2 separate regions of the Homo sapiens genome follow, and region 1 is linked to region 2. The links are chromatin contacts, found by Hi-C or POLR2A ChIA-PET in ENCODE. All regions are on one chromosome and are shown on one strand. The core of a region is the stretch at or near the end of the contact, and the rest is flanking DNA. Distances in the headings are between cores, read along the strand shown.

Region 1 (6,699 bases), core at 2,573-5,072, 40 kb before region 2:
TTTAGGCCAAGATAGTTATTCCACCAATGTTTAAAGAAGAATTAACAACTGTTATCAAAATCTCTCCCAGAAAATAGAAAATCGAGCCTTTCCCAATTCCTTTTATGAAGTTAGTATTACCCTTATATCAAAACTAGATACAGAAAACAGTATAAAATAAGAAAACTACAGACTAAAGTCCCTTGTGACATAGCCATAAAAATTAACAAAATATAGCAAATAGAATTCAGCAATATAGAAAAAGAGTTATAGATCATGATCAAGTAGAGTTTATTTCAGGGATACAAAGATATATCTATCTATCTATCTACATCTATCTATCTATCTATCTATCTATCTAGATAGATAATGGATATCTAGATAGATAGATATGGATATCTAGATAGATATCTCTAGATAGATAGAACTAGATAGATCTAGATAGATAGATAGACAGATGATAGATAGATAGATAGATAGATAGATAGATAGATAGATAGATAGATAATGTCTATATAGTCCCAAACTCCTGGCCTCAAGTGATCTTCCCACCTTGACCTCCCAAAGTGCTGGAATTACAAGTGTGAGCCACTGCACCCAGACTATTTTTAAAAAATAAGTGTAAGCCACCTTATTCATGGACTAAAGGAGAAATATCTCATGACCATATCAACTGATGCTGAAAAAGCATTTGACAAAATTAAATACCTATTCATAATAAAACAAAGCAAAAATCTCTCAGAAAAATAGAAACAGAGGGGAACTTTCTCAACTTGATAAAGATTGTCTACAAAAAACACAGCTAACATTAAACTTAATGGTGAAAGACTGAAAGTTTTCCCATAAGATTGGGATATCCACTTCCACCACTCAACATAGTGCTGGAAGATCTAACTACTGCAATAGGGTAAGAAAAGGAAATAAAAAAAATACCAACCAGAAAGAAAGAAATTAAACTTTTGTTGTTTGAAGACAATATGATTGTCTATGTAGAAATCCCCAGACATCTACCAAAAACTCCTAGAACTAAAGATGAGTTCTGTAAGGTCGCAGAATAAAGATAAATTTACAAAAAAATAATTTTATATATCATTCTATATACTAGCAATGAATACATGAGCACCAAAGTTTAAAATATATACCATTTACAATCACTCAAAAATGAAATACTTAGATCTAAATCTAACAAAACAGGTACAGGACTTGTATGCTAAAAATCACACAACACTAATGAAAGAAATTAATGATCTAAATAAAATGGAGACACATACTATGTTAATAGACTGGAAAATGCAATGTAGTAAAGATGTCAATTCTCCCCACATTGGCATATATAGGTTTAACATAATTTCTACCAATAAAAGCTAGTTATATATATATATATATATATATATATATATATATATATATATAGTGTTTCTATACACAAGCAATAGTTACAAAACGAAATTTATAAAACATTATTATTTGCAATAGCATGAGAAAATCAAATTCCTAAGAATACATTCAAAGAAAGATATACAAGACTCCTTTACAGGCAACCACAAAACACTGATGACAGAAATCAAAGATCTAAAAACATGGAGAAATATACCACGTATTGGAAGACTCAATATTGTAAAGATAACAATTCACCCCAAAAGTGATCTACAGATTTAATGCAATCCAGTTAAAATCACAGAAGTGCTTTTGGTAGTGAGTTTTGATAAGCTAATTCACAAATTTTATGTGGAAATGCAAAATACTAAAGTCAGAAGATTCATGCTACCTGATATGAATGGTATTTTTAAATTCTGAAAACTAAAATTCAATAGTGTTGTGAAATTATTATAGAGAACAATGGAACAGAATAGAGAATCGAGTAGCACAAAGATACATAAACACTGTCAGTTGATTTACAACAAATGCTACCACAATTTAGCGGAAGACGTGATATTCTTTCCATTAAGTTTTGTTAGGTCTATTTAGATATCCACAAGAAGGCCAGGCGCGGTGGCTCACGCCTGTAATCCCAGTACTTTGGGAGGCCGAGAGAGGCGGATCACGAGGTCAGGAGTTCGAGACCAGCCTGGCCAACACGGTGAAACCCTGTCTCTACTAAAAATACAAAAATTAGCCGGGTGTGGTGGCATGTGCCTGTAGTCTCAGCTACTCAGGAGCCTGAGGCAGGAGAATCGCTTGAACTTGGGAGGCAGAGCTTGCAGTGAGCCACGATCGCGCCATTGTACTCCAGCCTGGGTGACAGAGCTAGACTCCGTCTCAAAAAAAAAAAAAAAAAAAAAAAAGATATCCACAAGAAAAAGTGAACATAAATCTCTACCTCACACCACACACAAAATTAATCTGAGATGGTCCAGGCACGGTGGCTCATGCCTGTAATCCTAGCACTTTGAGAGGCTGAGGCAGGCGGATTGCCTGAGTTCAGGAGTTTGAGACCAGCCTGGGCAACATGGTGAAACCCTGTCTCTACTGAAATACAAAAAATTAGCTGGGCGTGTGGCATGCACCTGTAGTCCTAGCTACTCGGGAGGCTGAGGCAGGAGAATTGCTTGAACCCGGGAGGCGGAGGTTACAATGAGCTGAGATCATGCCACTGCACTCCACCCTGGGACAGAGGAAGACTCCATCTCCAAAAAAAAAAAAAAATTTAATCTGAGATGGATTGAAACTGAAATAAGACAGGTAAACAGACAAAGCATCCAAAACAGGAAAATATTTTCATAACTTTGAGGTAGGCAAAGGTGACTTAAACAGAACACAAATTTTAATTAGCTATAAAAAATTGCTAAATTGGATTTCTTAAACATTAAGAACTTCTGTTCATTAAAAGACGCCATTAAGAGAGTAAAAAAGGTCTGGATGTGGTGGTTCATGCCTGTAATCCCAGCACATTGGGAAGCCAAGGCAGGTGGATCACTTGAGGTCAGGAGTTCGAGACCAGCCTGGCCAATATGGTGAAACCCCATCTCTGTTGAAAATACAAAAATCAGCTGGGCATGGCGGCGCACACCTATAGCTCCAGCTATTTGGGAGGCTGAGGCAGGAGAATTGTTTGAACCCAGGAGGCGGAGGTTGCAGTGAGCCGAGATCACACTACTGCACTCCAGCCCGGGCAACAGAGTGAGACTCCATATCAAAAAAAAAAAAAAAAAAAAAAAAAAGAGAGAGAGAGAGTAAAACAAGAAGCCAGAGACTGTTAACATATTTTCAACAGAATACTCATATCAAGAATACAGAACTCTTGCAAATTAATAACTCATCATAATTTTTAAATGAGCAAAGTACTTAAATAGGCACTTCACAAAATAAGATATTAAAAGTGCCAATAACAGTATGAAAGGATGATTAATATCATATTCATCAGAGAAATAAAAACCATACTGAAATACCATGGAAAGCACTCACAATATCAAATGTTGGAAAATGATATGGAGCAACAGGGACTCATACACTGCTAGATAGAGTGTACATTGGTACAACCAGATTGGAAAATTCTTTAGCAGAATCTACTAAAGCTAAACATATTAAACCTTATGATAGAACAATTCTATTCCTTACATATATTCAAAATAAATAAGTGGTTATGTCCACTGAAAGTCATGTACAATAATATTCAAGGCAGTTTTATTCATAATAGCAAAAACTGGAAACAAATGTTCATCAGCCACAAAATGAATGCATAAATTGTGGGATATTTATACAATATAATATACAACAATATTAGTTTTTAAAGAAAGAACTATGGATACATGCAGCATTATGGCTGAATCTCATAGGAACCACCACGCTTTGCTTGGACTCAAGCTTTTTGCACTGCAGTCAGGAAACTGTCCTATGCAGACAGCTGAGTAATCATGGAGCCTACCCTGTTAGTTTCCTTTCTCTCAAAGATCTCAATCTTGTACTTATCTTGTACTTCCTGTTATTCATTGCCTGAAAACAGCTATCTCATGTATTTTTGTCTGGTTTTACAGTTATTTGTAGCAAGAGGACTAGTCCAGTGCCAATTACTCCATCACAGCCAGAAGTAGAAATCCTGAGTCATTTTAAGAGGTAGCACTGCACTTGGGAAAACTGGATGTTGGGGTTGAGAGCAGAATGAAGATTAGATGACTACAGGGGCCTTTACTCAGACTGGCATTATGGCATACAATATATAGGTGGAAAGATGACTAGCAAATTTTGGATATGGTGTGATTAAGATGCTGTCATAGTTAAAGGCTAAGCTGCTATAACAGATACCTCAAAATGCAATGACTTAAATAAAATAGAAGTTTATTTCTGTTTTGTGGAATAATCCAGTAATTTCCATAGTAGGGCAGCTCTGCTCTGTGAAGTCATGCAGAAACATTGGCTGGCTAAGCAACTGTGTCTGCCAGTCATACCTAACTTTCAAGGTTGCATCCATTATTAACATATCTAGCAGGTTAGAAGTAGGAAGAGAAAGAAATAACACACATACCCAATGTTTTAAGTCAAAACCCAAAACCGGCAGGCATTATTTTTGCTTACATTCTATTGGCAAGAATTAGTCACATTGCCCACACCTAGCTACAATGTGGGTTGAGAAATATAGTTAACAACTGGGTATTTGTTCAGCTAAATTTCTAGTATACTGATCAAAATCAAGGCAAGGATGTCCCTTCTTATCCTTCCTTTCAACATTATACTGAAAGTCCCAATGAATGCAATAAGACAAGAAAGTAAGAGGTATACTGATTGGGAAGGAAGAAATAAATCTTTGTTCAAACATGACATGATCATCTATGTAGAAAATCCAAAAGAACTGACAAAAAAAAAGAGAAAATAAAAAACCTTCTGGAGCTAATAAGCAATTATAACAAGGTTGCAGGATACAAGGTTTATATATGAAAATCAATTGCATTCCTATACAAATGGTCCCCAACTTACAATGGTTCAACTTACAATGGGGCAAAAGTGATTGGCAACCATGAAGTTTCAGATTTTAACCACTGGTGATTCTTTGTCCAGAGACTCTCTGGGCTGCATTTCAGGCTTACAACATTTTCAACATGGGTCTATTGGTACATAACTCCACCGTAAGTCAAGGAGCATCTACATACAGCAATGAACAAGTGGAATTTGAAATTTAAAACACAATAACATTGACATCAGCAACCCCTCCCCAGGAAGTACTTAGATGTAAATCTAACAAAGTAAGTACAAGATCTATATGAAGAAAATTACAAAACTCTGATGGAAAAAATCAAAGAAGAACTAAATAAATTGAAAGATCTTCTATAGGATAGGAAGACTCAATATTGTCAAGATGTCAGTTTTTCCCAACTTGATCAATAGTCAATGAAATTTCAATCAAAATCCCAGCAAGTTATTTTGTGAATATCAACAAACAAATTCTAAAATTTATGCAGGGGACAATAGGCAGAATAGCCAACACAATATTGAAAGAGAACAAAGTTGGAGGACTAAGATTATACAACTTCAAGACTTATTTTTAAGCTACAATAATAATATCACGATTAAAACAGTGTGATAATGTCAAAAGAATAAACAAATAGACCAATGGAACAGAATAGACAGCCCAGAAATAATCCCACATAAATAAAATAGTCTATTGGTATCCACAGGGGATTGGTTCCTGGACCTCCTGCAGATATCAAAACCCACGGATGCTCAAGTCTCTGATTTAAAATGGCATAGTATTTGCATATTACTTATGCACATCCTCCTGGGTACTTAAAATCATCTCTAGATTACTTATAATACTCAATACAACATAAATGCTATGTATTAGGTTGGTGCAAAAGTAATTGCAGTTTTTGCCATTACTTTCAAAGGTAAAAACCACAATTACTTTTGCACCAACCTAATAAATAAGTTGTTACACTGCATTGTTTAGGGAACATGTTCAGTATATTTCTAATATTTTTGATCGATGTTTAGTTGAATCCATGGATGTGGAACCCACGAATATGAAGGGCTGAATGTACAGTCAACTGATCTTTGACAAAGGAGCAAAGGCACCACAAGGGAGGAAAAGATAGTCTTTTCAACAAATGGTGCTGGGACAACTGGACATCCACATTGAAAAAAAAAAAAGGAATCTGGACACAGACTACACCCTACACAAAAATTAACTCAAATCGGATCATTGACCTAAATGTAAAATGCAAAACTATAAAACTACTGGAAGATAACATAGGAGAAAATCTAGATGACCTTGGGTTTGGTGATGATATAACTTGGTGATGATATAACACCAAAGTCACAATGCATGAAAAAAATTGATAAGCTGAATTTCATTAAAAGAAAAAACTTCTGCTTTGTAAAAGACAATATCAACAGAGTAAAAAGACAAGCCATAGAAAATGGGAGAAAATATTTGCAATAAACTCATTTGATAAAGGACTATTATCCAAAATACACAAAGAACTCTTTCAACTCACCTGGGGATGGTAGCATGAGGCTATAATTCCAGGTATTTGGGAGGCTGAGGCAGAAAAGTCTGTTAAGCCCAGGAGTTTGAGACTAGCTTGGGCAACATGGAGAGATACTATCTCAAAAAAAAAAAAAAATTGAGCTTTTGAAGCTCAGCAATAGGAAAACAAACAACTCCATTAAGAAATAGTTCAAAGACTTTGACACCTCATTAAAGAAGATATATAGATGGCAAATGAGCATGTGAAAAGATGCTCCACGTTATAAGTCATCAGGGAAATGCAAGTTAAAACAATAATG
Region 2 (5,978 bases), core at 2,686-5,185:
GGGTTCTTACTTATATATAAAAATTACTCAGGCCACTGAATTAAAAACTGGAGATAATAAAAACTAAGAGAAACAGTGCAAATCACTAAATAAAAGGGATATATATGTGTATTTCTCAATTCAACAAAGGTCCAATAACTAAAATAGATTTGCTTCTGGGGATTCTAAACAAAAAGTTGACCCCCATCCCCCATCTTTCTCTTTCCCACTACTCAATTTTCATCTTCCTCAGTCTCCAAAACCTTTTTAAGAAGATACTGGAGCCTCCCTAAGAGAACTGAGTTATGTGTGAGAAACAAGACACAAGGACACGGAAGTGTCACTGGCTGGTACATACTATTTTGGTAAAAATAATTTTTTTAGGGCTCTCGAATTATCAAATTATTACTGCTTTTCATACCTGAACCAGCCAGATGCCATCTTTTGTGTCTTCCACAAGCTCATAGAAGTGCATTTCACCACTGAAATTGGTACTAGAAACCGATTCGGATGCTTCTTCTTCCTTGAGAGCAGAATAGAGCTCACCCTCCATCAAGTCACCTGAAGAAAGGAAAAGAATAACACTAATAAGGTTGCAAGAATCCTAGATTCCCAATTTCAGTAATTCTATTTTTTACACTGTTAAGAATCATGATATTGTACTTTCATTGTATTTTATAGACAAGAACTACTAGAAGAACCTGGATATACCCACTTAGGAGTCATACATTCAATAAATATGTAGTAAGAACTTCCTATGCATCAGGGAAAAGTGAACAAAATAGACAAAAATCCATCTCTTATAGAACAGGGCTTATATTTTAGTGGGGTTATCACATAATTATTAGGAACTTACCAAATTTGTACCACTCCAAAAAGGCACAACTTTCTTAATTATTTAGTTTTATGAATGACACATACAGGCTTCATATACATTTTTAAACAGTATGGCTTATATGCTTCTTACTTAAAAGATGTAGAATTGGGTTCACAGAATTTGCCATCAGCCCTGCTTAAAAGAGCAACAGGGTTTGTATGACTTGGAGGTTAGAACTTTACCTGTTAGACAGAACAAACTCCATATTCATATACAAATTTATATTATAAATTTAGAGCTTGTATCATTAAACAAAAAGGAAAGGAAAACACTAAAATCAAATTATTTTAACTTTCGCCTTAAATATTAAACAGTGAGAAACCAAGTACTGCACCATGATAGCAGCAAAACCATTCACAATAAACACTTAAATTTTAAACTGCTATACCATGACTTTTCTGCCATAAAACGTGTGATTTGAGTCATACTGGGCTGTGCGTCTTAAAGTTAAATGTGGACTTCTAGTACATTCAATGTGCCAAGTATTTTTAGGCCCAAAAGAAGGCAATAATAAATAACAGTCAAAAGAAAAAAAAATGTGTGACCAAATTATTTTCCATAAAAAAATGATGGCTTTGGCAGTTGAGACACTTCTCATCTCTAAACCAAGAGAGTTTATTTATTAGAGATCTTTTACCCTAGTTACTCCACTTCTTCCCCCTATGGTAGAAATAAGAATCGCCATAAACCAGTCAGCAAACAAGGGGCAAGAATAATATACGATTTTATATTTTCTCTAAAGAAACATTTATCACTTCTGCAGAGTGTGTTCCTCTCCTCTACCCTAATAGTGAGATATGAGTTTTATAACCCGCAACCTACAAATATCCAAGTGTTAAACTGCTAGCGAGCTCATACTCTTGTCTATCACGCTACATGTCTATAAGGTACTAAAGAAGGAAAAGATTTGTCTTGTAAAAGATACAGCTGACAAAAATACTTGAAACAACAAAAAAGATAACCATCAGTTTCAGCTGCTTCCCACAGCAACGCAGAAAGCCTTTCTCAAATTACATTCCACTTTCAGGAAGTATATCCAAAGATATACTTTGTGCAGCAGTGAAAAAAATTAACCATATTTCTCACCCAATCCTACCAAAACCAACAATTACTAAAAACACATTCTTTAAGACATTGAATATTCTCTCAGCACTATTTCACGTATATTTCTCAACCCATTAAACAATGCAAGGGTACCTGTGACACAGAAGACAAAAAAAATTTTTCTTTTACACATCCAAGATGCAAATTTTTAAAAATCCTAACAGAAATATAATATAAACTCGAACATGGCAGGCATTTATACAAAATGCTCGCCTTATTTTCACCAAACTTAAAGTCTGAAAAGCTAATACTGTACGGTGTATACTGTCTATATTCAAACTCATGATTTAACATTTAAATCCTAGGCCCAAGTGCCTCTGATAGTAAGTATTCCAAAGATGTGTCCCCACTCTGGGTATCTTATTATTACTATCGTGACAAATATTGCTATTGACAGACAACGTTTTGGAGTTTTTCTTACGTTTTTATGAACTTCAACTGACAAATAATGCTTTCCAGTTTGTAACTAGTTGATATTCCAGAATTTTGAGAAAATCACTCAACTTAGTAAACAACGCTAAGAAGCCACACTTTAAACTGTCATTTTACGATAACCTTAAAAGGATACACCAACACTCCTCCAAATAATTTCAGACTCCTCCTCAAAGCTGGGATCCGCATACTTGATTGTAGGAAGCTTGGACGAAGAAACCTGGGCAGCTTTAACGCTTCCAGGAAAGGCCTCACTCTGGGGGAACAGCCAGGTACCAGGAGGTACAGGTCGTCCCCTCTCCCAGGTGGAGGGGACCCTAGGGGAAGCCCGATACTCGCCTGACTTTTCCACCAGCTCCCGGACATCCTTCTTCTCGGGCAACCCTGAGTAGCCCAACCCCCGGCACTCCAAAATGGTCTTCAGCTTCTTGAAGCTCAGCGCCACCGGATCCACCAGCTGGGTGGCAAAGATGCCAGTTTCATACCACACAATGGCCTCAAAAAACCTGGCCAGGACGAACAGGACCAGGAAATAGAGGAGCAAGAAAAAAAGCTTCAGCCACATCTTCCCTGGAGTTTCCTCTCTTTCCAGAGAGCTCGGAATACGGGAGAGAGAAGGGTCGAGGGCGGGGGCCGCGGCTCGGTGGCAGCTTGGGCGAGGGCCCCGTGTCCACGCGCGGGCCACCCGGCGCCGTCACTGGCCGGCCATCCCCGGCGGGGAAGCAGGTGACGGGATCCGCGCGGGCGCGAGGCGGCGACGAGGGACGCAGAGACGCAGAGCCTCGCGCCGGGCCTCCCAGTCAAGAGCCGACAAAAATAAAGGGGAAAAACTCAAAACCCCCATCCATTAAGCACAGAAAGGAGAGGGGCGCGGGGAGAGCTCGCGGGGAAGAACAAAACGAGGGACGCTTCCCCCGGGGCGGGCACTGACCCAGGTGGCGGGGTCGGCCCTCCGGTGCCGCGATCTCAAGGGGGAGGGGGAGACCAAAAAATAACTCAGATCCGCCCAGGAGGCGGGGATCCGGGCGGCAGGCCGGGGCCCGAGGGGCCGTGGGGGCCGGACTCCCGCGGCCGCGGGTCAGGAGGGCGCGGCGCTCGGCCGGGCCAGGCCCGGGGCCCAGCGTGTTCTGCGCGGGGAGGAGCGGCCGCCGCAACGCCGCGCCCGAAGCCCAGGCCCCAGGCCCCGCCGACCGCCCAGGCTCCGCGAGAAGAGCGGCGGGCACGGCGGCGGCTCCAGGTTCGCTCGGGCCGGCTGGCGGGCGGCGCCTCTCAGGCGGGCGGGCACTGCGGCCCGGCCCAGGATGGGGCGTCGCGGTCTCTGCAGATGGAATCGGTCTCGGAGGGAAAAAACCAATAATAGGCCCCGAGACTGCTCCTCCAGGCGGCTACCCGGCTGCCTCCCGGCCACTCAGCGCCCGTCCCGCTCGGATGGGCAGTGCCGGTCGCAGCACCCGTCCCCAACACCCCCGCCACCTCCGGAGACCGCGGCCGTACCCTCCACAACCGTGTATCAGCGGCGGCCGCGGCCGGAGCCGAGACATAACAACTGACGTCGCGATGAGGCGGGGCCGGGGCGGGGCCTGCAGGGTGCGCCCGCAGGGGCCGAGGGCGGGGAATTCGGGGAGCCGCGGGGCTACCGGACTACCGAACGAGGGGCGGGAGGAGAGGCGGAGCCGCAGCGTGGTCGGGGCCTTCCCGCGGTGCCGAAAGTTGCCTCTCCGTGCTTTTGCGGCGTGGTCTCCCCTTTTGCCCCTCCAATGTTTAGCAATTGATTTTGTCTGAGGATTAGTCTTTAGATTGTATCACTTTGTGTATTTTTTGTAAAAATAGAGCAGTTAATTATTCTCTTAAAATCGGTGAAAATAGAAATGTACGTTTTTTGATGAATCCTGGTGAACAGGGAAATTTTTGGCACAGTTGGTTTGAGATGGTAGAAGGTTAAACCCAGAAAGCAAATGTTTTGCCCCCTCTTCATGAGAATGTGGCTTTGCACATGTGTGTTGGAGGAGGTTTGGCCAAAACTGGAGTTCGCGTTATACTAGGCCCAGTTGTCGCTGCCAGTTACAGCCTTTTCCCTCCTTCAGTCTCAAGGGTGTTAAAAGCCTGGTGTGGACTCCCTGAGTTCCTAGGACAAAGATTGTCGAGTGTAGATAAGTCCAGGTGCAAAGTTCCGGGTGCTTTATTTTGTACATGGGCCTGGCACAGTGGCTCACGCCTGTAATCCCAGCACTTTGGGAGGCCGAGGCGGGCAGATCACGAGGTCAGGAGTTCGAGACCATCCTGGTTAACACGGTGAAACCCTGCCTCTATTAAAAATACAAAAAATTAGGCCGGCGTGGTGGTGGGCCCCTGTAGTCCCAGCTACTCGGGAGGCTAAGGCAGGAGAATGGCGTGAACCCGGGAGGCGGAGCTTGTAGGGAGCTGAGATCGCGCCACTGCACTCCATCCAGCCTGGGTGACATAGCAAGACTCCGTCTCAAAAAAAAAAAAAAAAAAAAAAAAAAAAAAAGAAAGAAAGAAAAGAAAAAAAAGAGTCACATGGACAAGCATGCGATACCTGGTTCTGTGCTTATAAATTTAACCGGGCCGAGCGTACTCTTTACGTCAATCTCTGTGTCAGTCTTGAGGGAGGAAGGAGTTGGGTTCATAAACTGAACAAGGTTGGCTTTGACCAGCCCCTTTTGATAAGGAAGGAAAAAAAAAACAGTAATTACGGGGAAATGTTACTATTTGTGCAAAACTGTCAACTATCTGAAACTAGGGGTGAAAGTTTTAGGAAGAAAGGGATCATGATCCCAGGTCATGGAGCAAGGGAGGAACGGGAAGCAAAGAATGGACTGTGAGAATGTAGCCTCCGAATGGTGCCCATTTAAAATAAAGTGAACAAGGGCATTTCAGTGCCGGGCTAGTGGGGGAGGAGTTGGAAGGGGATGGGCCCAGGGAGCATTGAGAATCAGAGGAGGAGGTGTAGGAATGTCCAGCCAGCAACTGGACACTGCCCCTGTGTCTTTAGCTTCCATGTGGCTTTGTTCTCGTGGCTGGCAGATCAGTGTGGGAGACTGTGTTAAACAACTGATTCTAACAAGCCTGGTTCTGAAATTTCAGAATTCTTGGGCATGTCTTGGTGACCCTTTGATGATATTGTCCAAACCTTGACACTGAAGGTGATGTCCCTCACCTCAAAGGAATGTATGTACTCGCTAGTGAGGAGAGACTGACCCAATCTCAAAAATACAGAATAGGCATGGGCAGGGAAAGTTGGTGTGTGAGCTGAGGGTGGAACCAGTCAGGCCAGAGTTCCAAATTGGAAAAAAACATTAGAGTGTGGGAGGGACTAGAAAGAAGGAATTAAAGAACTCTTTTTAAATTTCTTGTTTGTTTCAACTGCCTCCCATCCCAACCCCCTTGCTTTGTTTCATTCATGGTTAACCCACAGGAGGGATAAAAGCATTGATAAGAGAACACATTGGGTCATCTGAATAAGAGAGTATGGACAAGCACATTCTATGTTGGTGGGGTATACAATGTGGGTTAGAAGCCCCCCATAAAATACAAGCTCTTTGGCACAGTAATCTCTCTTCAGGAA

What was found. A loop is a pair of places that touch in the nucleus more often than their neighbours do. ChIA-PET counts read pairs that join two places held with the same protein, here RNA polymerase II (POLR2A). Pooled maps may share reads with other maps.
Region 1: a map of endothelial cell of umbilical vein shows a loop between it and region 2 (2.9-fold over the local background). The contact joins the enhancer-like site here to the promoter of RNF103 in region 2. A Hi-C loop is called at or near these places in 6 of 168 maps with a recorded cell type or tissue (CD4-positive, alpha-beta memory T cell, CD8-positive, alpha-beta T cell, GM12878 and 3 more) and 9 of 50 pooled maps. POLR2A ChIA-PET finds 5 or more read pairs at or near these places in 16 of 52 experiments (B cell, CD4-positive, alpha-beta T cell, CD4-positive, alpha-beta memory T cell and 11 more).

Annotation. Positions count from the first base shown.
Region 1 is chr2:86,580,394-86,587,092 of GRCh38, forward strand. All of the region lies in intron 3 of RNF103-CHMP3 (RNF103-CHMP3 readthrough), which reads right to left. The region is part of intron 5 of CHMP3-AS1 (CHMP3 and RNF103 antisense RNA 1); the gene reads left to right. Among named protein-coding and RNA genes, the nearest start is that of CHMP3, 20 kb to the left of the region's middle. Within about 2 kb of position 3,823, at least 3 of the 41 ENCODE cell types and tissues checked have a DNase peak (open chromatin) inside an H3K27ac peak, as active enhancers do; they include CD4-positive, alpha-beta T cell, CD8-positive, alpha-beta T cell and endothelial cell of umbilical vein, where a contact is called at or near this core.
Region 2 is chr2:86,619,930-86,625,907 of GRCh38, forward strand. It overlaps RNF103 (ring finger protein 103), which reads right to left and starts at 3,936. Exons shown (of 4, transcript NM_005667.4): 1 at 2,732-3,936; 2 at 401-540. The coding sequence starts at 2,957. RNF103-CHMP3 (RNF103-CHMP3 readthrough) reads right to left here. Exons shown (of 8, transcript NM_001198954.1): 3 at 401-540. The coding sequence starts at 532. RefSeq lists silencers at 2,757-2,806, 2,987-3,066, 3,337-3,876, 3,957-4,126 and an enhancer at 3,837-4,131.